Linked DNA regions of Homo sapiens: region 1 is linked to region 2. A link is an interaction called in ENCODE POLR2A ChIA-PET data of the cell type or tissue named here. Cell type or tissue: OCI-LY7. All regions are shown on one strand. Region 1 overlaps CPEB4 (cytoplasmic polyadenylation element binding protein 4). Region 2 has its middle 31 kb from the start of CPEB4.

The links. Peaks named below come from ENCODE experiments on the same cell type or tissue, not always from the same donor. Only the 100,000 strongest peaks of a DNase experiment are listed, where the experiment ranks them.
Region 1: POLR2A ChIA-PET joins it to region 2 with 7 read pairs; 3 of 35 experiments call an interaction of 5 or more read pairs at or near these places.

What each region holds. Positions count from the first base shown.
Region 1 is chr5:173,910,360-173,915,359 of GRCh38, forward strand. CPEB4 (cytoplasmic polyadenylation element binding protein 4) reads left to right here. Exons shown (of 10, transcript NM_030627.4): 2 at 164-245. Among named protein-coding and RNA genes, the nearest start is that of CPEB4, 25 kb to the left of the region's middle. In OCI-LY7, no CTCF peak of the experiment used is centred here; no DNase peak of the experiment used is centred here; H3K27ac peaks cover 2,060 bases.
Region 2 is chr5:173,854,876-173,859,875 of GRCh38, forward strand. No RefSeq gene overlaps it. Among named protein-coding and RNA genes, the nearest start is that of CPEB4, 31 kb to the right of the region's middle. RefSeq lists a cis regulatory region at 658-1,227 and an enhancer at 811-1,105. In OCI-LY7, no CTCF peak of the experiment used is centred here; no DNase peak of the experiment used is centred here.

The DNA.
Region 1 (5,000 bases), 55 kb after region 2:
TTTTTGATGTTTGGTGTTAATAATAACATTTAGTAATAATGTGCCTTACATAGAGAGTAAAATTGCTACTTTGTGATCTGTGTCCCATCTAATGAAACTTACTGTCCTCTTTTATATTTAAATGCTATTTTAAAAAGTGGTTTGTGGCTGTTTGTGTCTACAGGATCGCCCCAGGACATTCGACATGCACTCACTGGAGAGTTCACTCATTGACATAATGAGAGCTGAAAATGATACCATTAAAGGTAAGTTTAGAAATATACCCAATTGATTTCAGACAATAGTTTTAAATGTGTATTAACTATTTAATCTGATACACAGTATGGCAAATATTATGGAGTCACTTTGTATGCAGTAAGTTCTATCAATTTTACACATATACCTCTTGTTGTTAAAAAATCCAACATACTTGATGAACCTCTATAGTGGAGCCATCGTGATACCAGGTAAGAGTACTACGTGAGTACTAATTGCCAAGAATGGGCAATTATCTCAAAGACACCAACTACATACCTTATTATTATTTTTTTTATATCTCAGGCAATAACTTCTCAGTGTCTTAGTTGTTTATGTCTACCTACTTATGACAGTGATTATGTCCCAGGAACAGTTCACATGTTGGTAGAATTTTTGCCTACTTTCATGTTTTAAAAAATAACCAATAGTTTCAAAGTTAAAATGAAGTTCTGTAGTTCTCAGAATTTTTTTCTATGTATTATGTTAAAAAAAAATACTGTTTCTACATGGATTCTAGTCTCATGTTACTGACAAGTTGTGTTATCTTGAATAAGACATTCTGTTTGACTAGGCCTCAATTTCTTCACCTTTATAAAGACGTAGAATTACCCGGGTGCTTTAAAAATAAAATGTAGATGTCTGGACCCCATTCCATACATGGGGTGCGGGCTTGCATGTTTTTATTTTTTTTTGAGACGGAGTCTTGCCCTGTCGCCAGGCTGGAGTGCAGTGGCGTGATCACTGCAAGCTCCGCCTCCCAGGCTCACGCCATTCTCCTGCCTCAGCCTCCCGAGTAGCTGGGACTACAGGCGCCCACTACCACGCCCGGCTCATTTTTTGTATTTTTAGTAGAGACGGGGTTTCACCGTGTTAGCCAGGATGGTCTCGATCTCCTGACCTAATGATCTGCCCGCCTCGGCCTCCCAAAGTTATTTTTTAATATCTCAGGTGATGCTAACATGTAGCCAAGAATGAAAATTGCAAGACTAGATATTTCCTAAGGGCCTTTCCTCTGATTTTGGGAAAAGTATCTCACAAAATAAAACATTTTTCTGGATAAAAATATCAGTTTATTAGAAAGCAGGTTTTTTTTTTTTTTTTTTTTTTTAAGAAACTTAGAATGTTTGGTATATTTGGTCATCCCACTTAAGCTGTTGGCTCCTTCATTCATTCATTCATTCATTCATTCATTCAGTGATTCAATGTTTATGACACTGCTTTGTGCCAGACATAGAGCTTTGCACTGAGGTCAAAGGTGACAAGGCAGCCTGTTGTTTCAACTGGTGACCTGCTTAGCCTAGTTTCCCTTTGAGTTTGGCTTATCATGTTACTGATGCAGAAAAACATTTTATGTATTTTTCAGTAGACCAATAGTGATAATATTGTTTTAATGAAGAAAGCTTTTAGGTTTCTGGAGAGAGGGAAGAAAAATAATGTGTAAAAAATAGGCATCCATCTGATGTGATACCTTTGAAATAAGAATATTTGGAAGGTCTTTACTGAGTTTCTCATGGAATTCTGGTGGATGACTTTAGTGTAGATGCATGCTATATAGCTGTGGAAAGATGATCTCCCACTCAGAATTGGCTTTATTTTTGCTACTTTTTAGCACTCTGACTTTGGGTAGTCTTCAGCCTCTTGGACCCTTTGTTTTCTCTTCAGAAAAATGAAGAGTCTAAGGTGCTATTTCTAGCACCAGAAAAATTGTACACTCTTAAAAAATAGCTAAAGGAAAAATATGAATAAGGTCTGTGGGTTGTACCAATGTCAATTTCCTGGTTTTGTATTATAGTTATGTAAAATGTTGCCATTTGAGAACACTGGATAAAGGGTACATGAGGCTTTCTCTGTACTACTTTTGCAACTTGCTGTGAATCTATAATTAGCACTTTGGGAGGTAAAGGAGGGAGAATCACTTGAGCCCAGGAGTTTGAGACCAGCCTGGGCAACATGGCAAGACCCTGTCTCTATATAATAAAGTAATTTGAAAAAGAAAAAAACACAGACCCTGTCTTTATATAATAAAATAATTTTTTTTTTTTTTTTAAAAAGTTAAGGTCTGGTGCGGTGGCTCACGCTTATAATCCCAGCACTTTGGGAGGCTGAGGTAGAGGATGGCTGGAGCCCAGGAGTTCAAGACCAGTCTGGGCAAGATGGTGAGACCTGGTCTCTACAAACATTTAAAAAAAAAAAAAATTAGCCAGGCATAGCAACCCACACCTATGTTCCCAGTTACATGGGACGCTGAGGCAGGAAGATCACTTGGGCCCAGAAGGTTGAGGCTGCAGTGAGCTGTGTTCCTGCTCTTTAAGACCCTGTCTCAAAAAAAAAAAAAAAAAAAAGTATGGAAAAAGTAGTTAAAGAACATTTGTATATTCTTAATGTGTTTAATTCTTTCAGCACATTTTAAAAGAGCTTCCCATACACTAGGTACTACAGATAATAAGTAATTAGAAATCATTTTCTAAGTGCCTATGGTTTTTATCACAGAAAATATAGGTTACAAACAGCAGTGGATAGAAACAACTTGTTATGTGACATTTTAAGAAGCAAGCCTCTAACTAATACTTAGGTTAGATAAAAGAGTTGGCACACATTATTCTTTTTTTTTTTTTTTTGAGACAAGAGTCTTGCTCTGTTGCACAGGCTGGAGTGCAGTGGCACGATCTCAGCTCACTGCAACCTTTGCCTCCTGGGTTCAAGCAATTCTCCTGTCTCAGCCTCCCAAGCAGCTGGGACTACAGGCGCCTGCCACCACGCCTGGCTAATTTTTGTATTTTTAGTAGAGATGGGGTTTCACCTTGTTGGTTGGGCTGGTCTTGAACTCCTAGCTTCAGGTGATCCACCCACCTTGGCCTCCCAAAGTGCTGGGATTACAGGCGTGAGCCACTGCACCTGGCCAGCACACAGTATTCTGATACGATTAACAATAGAATTTCCTTGGCCATCAGTTTTAGCCAGGACATCTCTATCAGATTTTTTTCTTCTAATTTGCTCAACGGATAATTGTTTAAAGTTCTGCCTTTATTCTATATTCTCTTTTTAAGTTCTCCTTACCAATTTTTACTAAATTAAGTTTCTTTAAGCTGATATTATAGGGATAATCAAAAGTTAGGTCTGATGACAAAATAAATTAAGTCTGATTGATCTAATCTGGGAACATACAGATTTTGTAAAATAGTGATTTATAGACTGCAACGTGATGGAATAGAAAGACAGTGGCTTTTGGAATCAGATCTGGTTAAACGGCCACTCTGTCACTACAGTCTGTGGTGGCTGTGAGGATGACATAATATGATGCAGCTATAGATTTCAGCGTATTGCCTAATTCATAGAAGACACTAAAGAAATTACATGTATTATTACTAAACATGTAAGTCTGCTTTCATGCTCATCAAAAAAGCCAGCTTCAGTTTAAGTTTAGGTGCCAATCTGGCTTGAGTATATTACAGGAAGCTTGTGTGTTTTTTCCTACAAAGAGCAGTAAAGAATTCACAGATGAGTGCATGGATCTAAAATGCCAGATTATAGTTACGCTTGTTTTCTTTTTCAAACAAGACCATGACCTTTGTATCATTGTAGCCTATCACTGCCAAGACATTGTTTTTGCTCAGGGTAACATTTTATTTCTTGTCAAACTATCTTCTGATTTAGATAGCTATTTTAGGAATACTATGCTTGATTTTAACAGTGGTTCATTCTATTGTGAAATTTTGTTTAAAGGTAATAAAGATAATAAAATTTGAATAACTTAAAAAAACACATTGTCATTTTGAAATAGGTATCTAACACCTACCAATTCATTTTGAAAATAAATAAATAAAATACTCTTCTAGTGCTCTGCTTCCTTAGAAACAGAAAATAGAAAATTGACATTAGCCAGGTGTGGTAGCTCACACCTGTAACCCTAGCACTTTGGGAGGGCCAGGTGGGTGCATCACCTGAGGTCAGGAGTTCGAGACCAGCCTGGCCAACATGGTGAAACCCCATCTCTACTAAAAACAGAAAAATTATCCGGGCGTGGTAGTGTGCACCTGTAGTCCCAGTTACTCCAGAGGGTGAGGCAGGAGAATTGCTTGAACCTGGCAGGCGGAGGTTGCAATGAGCCGAGATCGGGCCACTGCACTCCAGCCTGGGCAACAGAAGAGAGAGACTCCGTCACAAAAAGGAAAGAGAAGAAAATTCGTGTTAATTCTGAGATTAGTAGAGAACAGTATACCACTCAGAAAAAAAAATTAAAAGATTTGATTGTTTTAGACTTTACAATTCAAAGACAACTTTAATAATCTTAAAAATAATTTCATAAAAAATTATGAATGACCTCATTTATTTTTCTCTTTCATTTCTGGTTCCTCATAGGTATGCAGTTTGTGTGTGTATGTGTTTAATACGGCCTAAAATTGCTACGGGAACTACCAGTTGAATCTATTGGTGTGGCTATTATTAACTTAAATTTTCAAAAGAGCTAGAAAACTTAATTTGTATTTTTCATTTTGGAACAAAAAAATTCCCTTACTGTAATGCGGTTAAAAAACTTTATTTTTACTATCAACAAAATGCTTAATAGTCCTAGGAACGTTCAAGTACAGTTTTTGAATTTCTTTATGAATGTGTTATTGATTCCAACTGGTTTGTTGGAAAACTTATTTTTTTTTAAACAAATGTTCAAAGGAGTACATAGCTTTCATAATTCGTATTAGGTTTTTTTATAACTTATTTTTAATTGCTTTTCTAAGAATTTTGAGGCTACTATGATTTTTTCT
Region 2 (5,000 bases):
CCTTCCTTCCTTCCTTCCTTCCTTCCTTCTTTCTTTCTTTCTTTCTTTCTTTCTTTCTTTCTTTCTTTCTTTCTTTCTTTCTTTCTTTCTTTCTTTCTTCTTTCTTCCTCTCCTTTTTCTTTTTTTTTTTAGTCTCGCTGTTGTCCAGGCTCTGGGCTCACTGCAGCCTCCATCTCCTGGGTTCAAGAGATTCTCCCGCCTCAGCCTCCTGAGTAGCTGGGATTACACTCACCCGCCATCATGCCCAGCTATTTTTTGTATTTTTGTAGAGACGGGGTTTCGCCATGTTGGCCAGGCTGGTCCTGAACTCCTGACCTCAGGTGATCTGCCTGCCTAGGCCTCCCAAAGTGCTGGGATTACAGGTGTGAGCTACTGCGACTGGCCGACACCTGATTCTTTCTACATTTGCCCTCTCTTCCTCCCTCTAACCACCATTTTGTTCCTATTTGTACTGGGCCCTGTGGGCTGCCTTGTAAACACTCTTTCCTTTTTCCCTCCTGGCCAACAGGACTCTGATTTGATAGAAGCGTCCATTGATCCAGATAGGTTATCTTACCCCATATCAATTAGATACCCAATGTAATCATGGAAAATACCATTTCTCTCACTTGTGTAGTTCGGGCTGGGCTTGTGAGTCACTTGTGGTCTAAGGAAAAGTGTACTGGGGACTCCTGGGGAAAGCTTCTTCTCTTTTAGAAGATACAGAAGTTTTCTTTGTTTCGCTAGACAGTTGTGTCTGGATGTGCCTGGCACTACAGGCACCATGAAGGGACCCAGCCTTGGGATGGGCAGAGACACAGAAGGAAACCAGGCCCTGATGATGTGGTGCAGCAGTGCTGTGTTCCCCATTTTCCACCTTTTACTTGAGAACTCCCAGCTCAGTGAGATAAAAATGTGCTTATCGTAGAAGCCACCTTGAGTCGGGGTTTTCTGTGACTTGCAGCTGAAGGCCTCCTCATTTACGGGCAGCCTCAGGGCTTTCCTCTCACTGTTTTTCTGCTTGACCCTCTCCCCCTGGCTGGCTCCGCCTCATTCTTCAGGCCCAACTCAGAGGTCACTCCTGTCACCTCCCTGTTGGATGTGCTCCCGCCAGTCACTCCATCTCGTTCTGTTCTGTTTCCCGCAGAGCCCTTGGGATTCATTAAACTCGTCTGGTTTAAGGACAGCACTTGATTCCCCCACACCAGAACATAAGCCCCAAGACAGCAGGGACATGCCTGTCTTATTCACTCCAGGACTCCAGGACTTAGCTCAGTGCCTGCCATATAGTAGACACTCAATAAATCATCTCTGAGTGATCAAGATGTAGAGAGCTGGCATTTTAAACCCAAGCATTTTACATCTTGCTAGATGCCACCTTTCAGAACTCTTTACCTCCCTGTTTTAGGATTCAGGCTCCTTGTTTCCCTAGCTAGGCCCTGCTCCTTAGCTCACAGATGCCATTTCCCCCTAAGCATCAGCATTCTCTCTTTGCAGGTGAACTCTTAAAAAGGAGACAATCCTCCTGCCTCAGCCTCATGAGTAGCTGGGACTACAGGCACATACCACCAAACCAGGGTGACTTTTAATTGTTTTTGTACAGAGCAGGTCTCCTTATTTTGCCCAGGCTGATCTCAAACTCCTGGGCACAAGTGATCCTCCCACCTCTGTCTCCCAAAGTGGGAGCTGCCTGCCCTGCATTCCATTGCTCAGCTCAGGATTGAATTGATGGCTGTGTTCTCCAGGCCAAAATCCTGGGCACAGAATTGGGATGGCCTTATCATCCCTCTGCTCCACCTTCTTGCTTTCTCTGCCAGTAGCCCCTACCTAATCTGCTGCGGGATTGGGGGTGGGGGGCAGTAGTTATGATGGTGATGGCACCATGGATCCCAAGAATTCCTCAGAAATTAGAAATTTAGGCTCAGACAGGGAAAGTGATCTGGTCATAGGCAGTAGTTGGAAGACACGGGAAGAGAACCCAGCTTTCCTCTCTCTCCCGGTTCCAGGATCTTTCCAGTAACCTGTTACTTCTTTTTAGATAGAGACATAGTAAACTGAAAGTTGTCGTTACTTCCAAGGTGAACTAGAGCATCTCCCTATGTTGCCCAGGCTCATCTCGAACTCCTGGGCTCAGTCCATCCTCCCGCCTCTGCTTCCCAAAGTGTTGGGATTACAGGCATGAGCCACCACGTCCAGCCCGTATGATTTCTCCAATCCCTTCATGTGAGTCAAACCTGTCAGCTGTTTCAATTCTGTGAGCCTCAATTTACCAATCTGCAGATTGAGGCACTCAGCCATTTTCCTCAGAGGGTGTGTGTGTGTGTGTGTGTTTCTTAGAAGATCATGCAAGGGCTGATATAAAGGCCATAAAAACACTAAAGCAGCCTTTCCTCTAAGTCCAGGTTCAAGGGCCCATCTAAGTCCAGCATTTTAAAATTTGACCCCTTACAAACACACAGCTTCATCCTTAACAAGATGCTTAGCCTGAGCATCTATCGTCTGCCGGCTTCCTCCTCTAGCCCATCTATCCCCATCCCCTGGACATCTGGTGCCTGTGGCTGATCCATTAGCTGCCTTGCCTGCCCCCAGAGCAGAGCGATCCAGGCCACCATGAAATATTTAAGCAGCCCTGACAGCAGATAACTTACTCTGACTGGATTCTGCTTTGGCTGTGGTTTGGGTTACAGATGAGAAGGCTGACCAGTTAAGGCAGAGAAGTTAAAGGCCTGGTGCAGGGCTGCCCTTAAAATGGGGAAGGGACACTGGAAAATACATTGCAGCTAAGGATGACACTATTTTTTTTTTTTTTTTTTTTTTGAGACGGAGTCTTGCTCTGTCCCCAGGCTGGAGGGCAATGGCGCGATCTCGGCTCACTGCAACCACTGCCTCCCTGGTTCAAGCAATTCTCCTGCCTCAGCCTCCTGAGTAGCTGGGACTACAGGTGTGCACCACCACACCCAGCTAATTTTTTAATTTTTAGTAGAGATGGGGTTTCACCATGTTGGCCAGGACTAAGGATGTCACTTTTTAAACAAACGCAAACTTCGCAAGCTCAGACTTGCTACAGGATTGTAAGTCAGTAGCCAAGACCTGAGAATCCATTTCTGACAGTAGAGAATTTCAGCCTTTAGAGGCATCAAGACCTGAGTTCAAGTCAGCCTGGCTGCTTTCTAGCTGTCGTCCTCTTGTGAGTAACTAAATTGTGCTGAGACTCAGTTTCTCTATCTGTAAGTTGAAGAAAACCAGCCCTTCTCCAGATTGCCATGAGACTTAAATGCAATAAGATGTTTGGAGGTAGCTGACAGGTGTTTACTTTATGTGAGTTCCCTCCTTCCGCTTAATCAGGAGTTTCTTATCTGGGTCAGCCTTAGGAATGAGAGATAACTAGGTGTCATCTGGATGGATATAGGATGACAGTTTAAGGGTCACCTACACTGGAACCGAATTCACTTCATCTGGGCTGTTAGAACACATTCCAGACTCCTAGAATTTCTTTACTACTGACTTCATTCCAAAAAAGGATCTGAGGCTACAGAGTGCACGTATATATATTACTGTTAATAAAACAGGAGTAGGAATAATAGCAGCTAATGTTTATAGGGTTTGCTGTACAGCAGGTGCTGTGTTAAGTGCCCTACCTCACATTATTTTTTCTTAAATACAGCACCCTGACAAGCAGGCAGAAGCGTATCTGCTAAGCATTGATGGCCCTTTCTGGCTCTAATGCCAGAGCAACCCTGACTTCTAGGTCACGGTTGTAAAATAAATTGTTGCAATGGGATCCAAAAAAGGGGGAAGTTTATACTAGAGAGCTTTACAGTCACAATAACAGAAATAATTTTTCCTGTAGGAGTCCCAACAGTAAAGGTGTTTTTATAGCTGGGAGTTCATAACCATAAAACCTAAAGTCACCAGCTCCTACAGTGTAGAATCACGTGGCATCTTCCTTATCACCACCAGCTCTGACATTGGTGCAAAACATCTTACGCATTTTCTAATCTTTTTTATCATCTTTTCCAGCCAATGTTATGATAAAGTCTTGCAATCAAAGCAAATGTTACCACTGCAAAGCCATTTGACCTATTGTCCTTGTGGCTTTCTCAGCAGAGGGGCCCTGTAAGGCCAATTGTATACCATAAATAATCCATCAGGTTATCCAGTTGGCATAATGGGCCCTCCCACTGCAGAAGAAAAGCTTGTGGTTGAGTGTCCAAGGTCTCTCTGAGCTCCTTGGCAGCCCCTTCCCAAAGGGAAATACAGTGAAATTTAGAGGGAGCCCTCCTTCCCCGAAAGGAGGAAGCAAACACTCTGGGTGCTGTTGCTTTGGCTTGGTTCCTTTGGAGTGAGGTGCTGTCTAACCAGGCTCTTGGCTGGATGTTTGCTTTTCAGCCTCTTTGGCTGTGACTTCTGTGGGGTGAATATAGGATCTGTCTGCCCCACTCAGTGCAAGAAGCTGGTGGGATTTGGCAGACCCCCAAATGTGCCAGATTCCATCTACATGCATGGATTCCACACTCTTCACCTCATGGAATCTTGACAGCTCTTCTGCGAGGGAGGCAGTACGATCCTCATTTGACAGATGAGGAATAAAGGAGGCTCAGAGAGATAAGTTTAGCTGCCCAAGCTCACACAGCAGGGAAGTGGCAGAGTCTGACTAGACCCAAGATCTCCTGACTCCAGCTGCAATCTTCAGAGAGTTACGATGATGACATACTTCATTGCACACAGGGAACAGGTAACAGAGCTGGGGAACCAAGCCCAGCACTCACCCCAGTCCACCACACAACCTCCCTGCTTGCATTTGCCCAATGAATAAATATTTGCTGCCCACCTGCCAGACACCAGGGTCTACTGGATGTCCTGAGGATGTAGCTATGAGCAAGTCAGGCAGGATCTGTGTGTCCCCAAGGGGCTCACCTTCTAGTGCAAGAGACAGATGATAAATAAGAAAGCTGGTAGGTTGACAAGGGTATTGTTGTTGGGATTATCTCATGGTGGAAATATTCAAGGGCTGGGGCAGG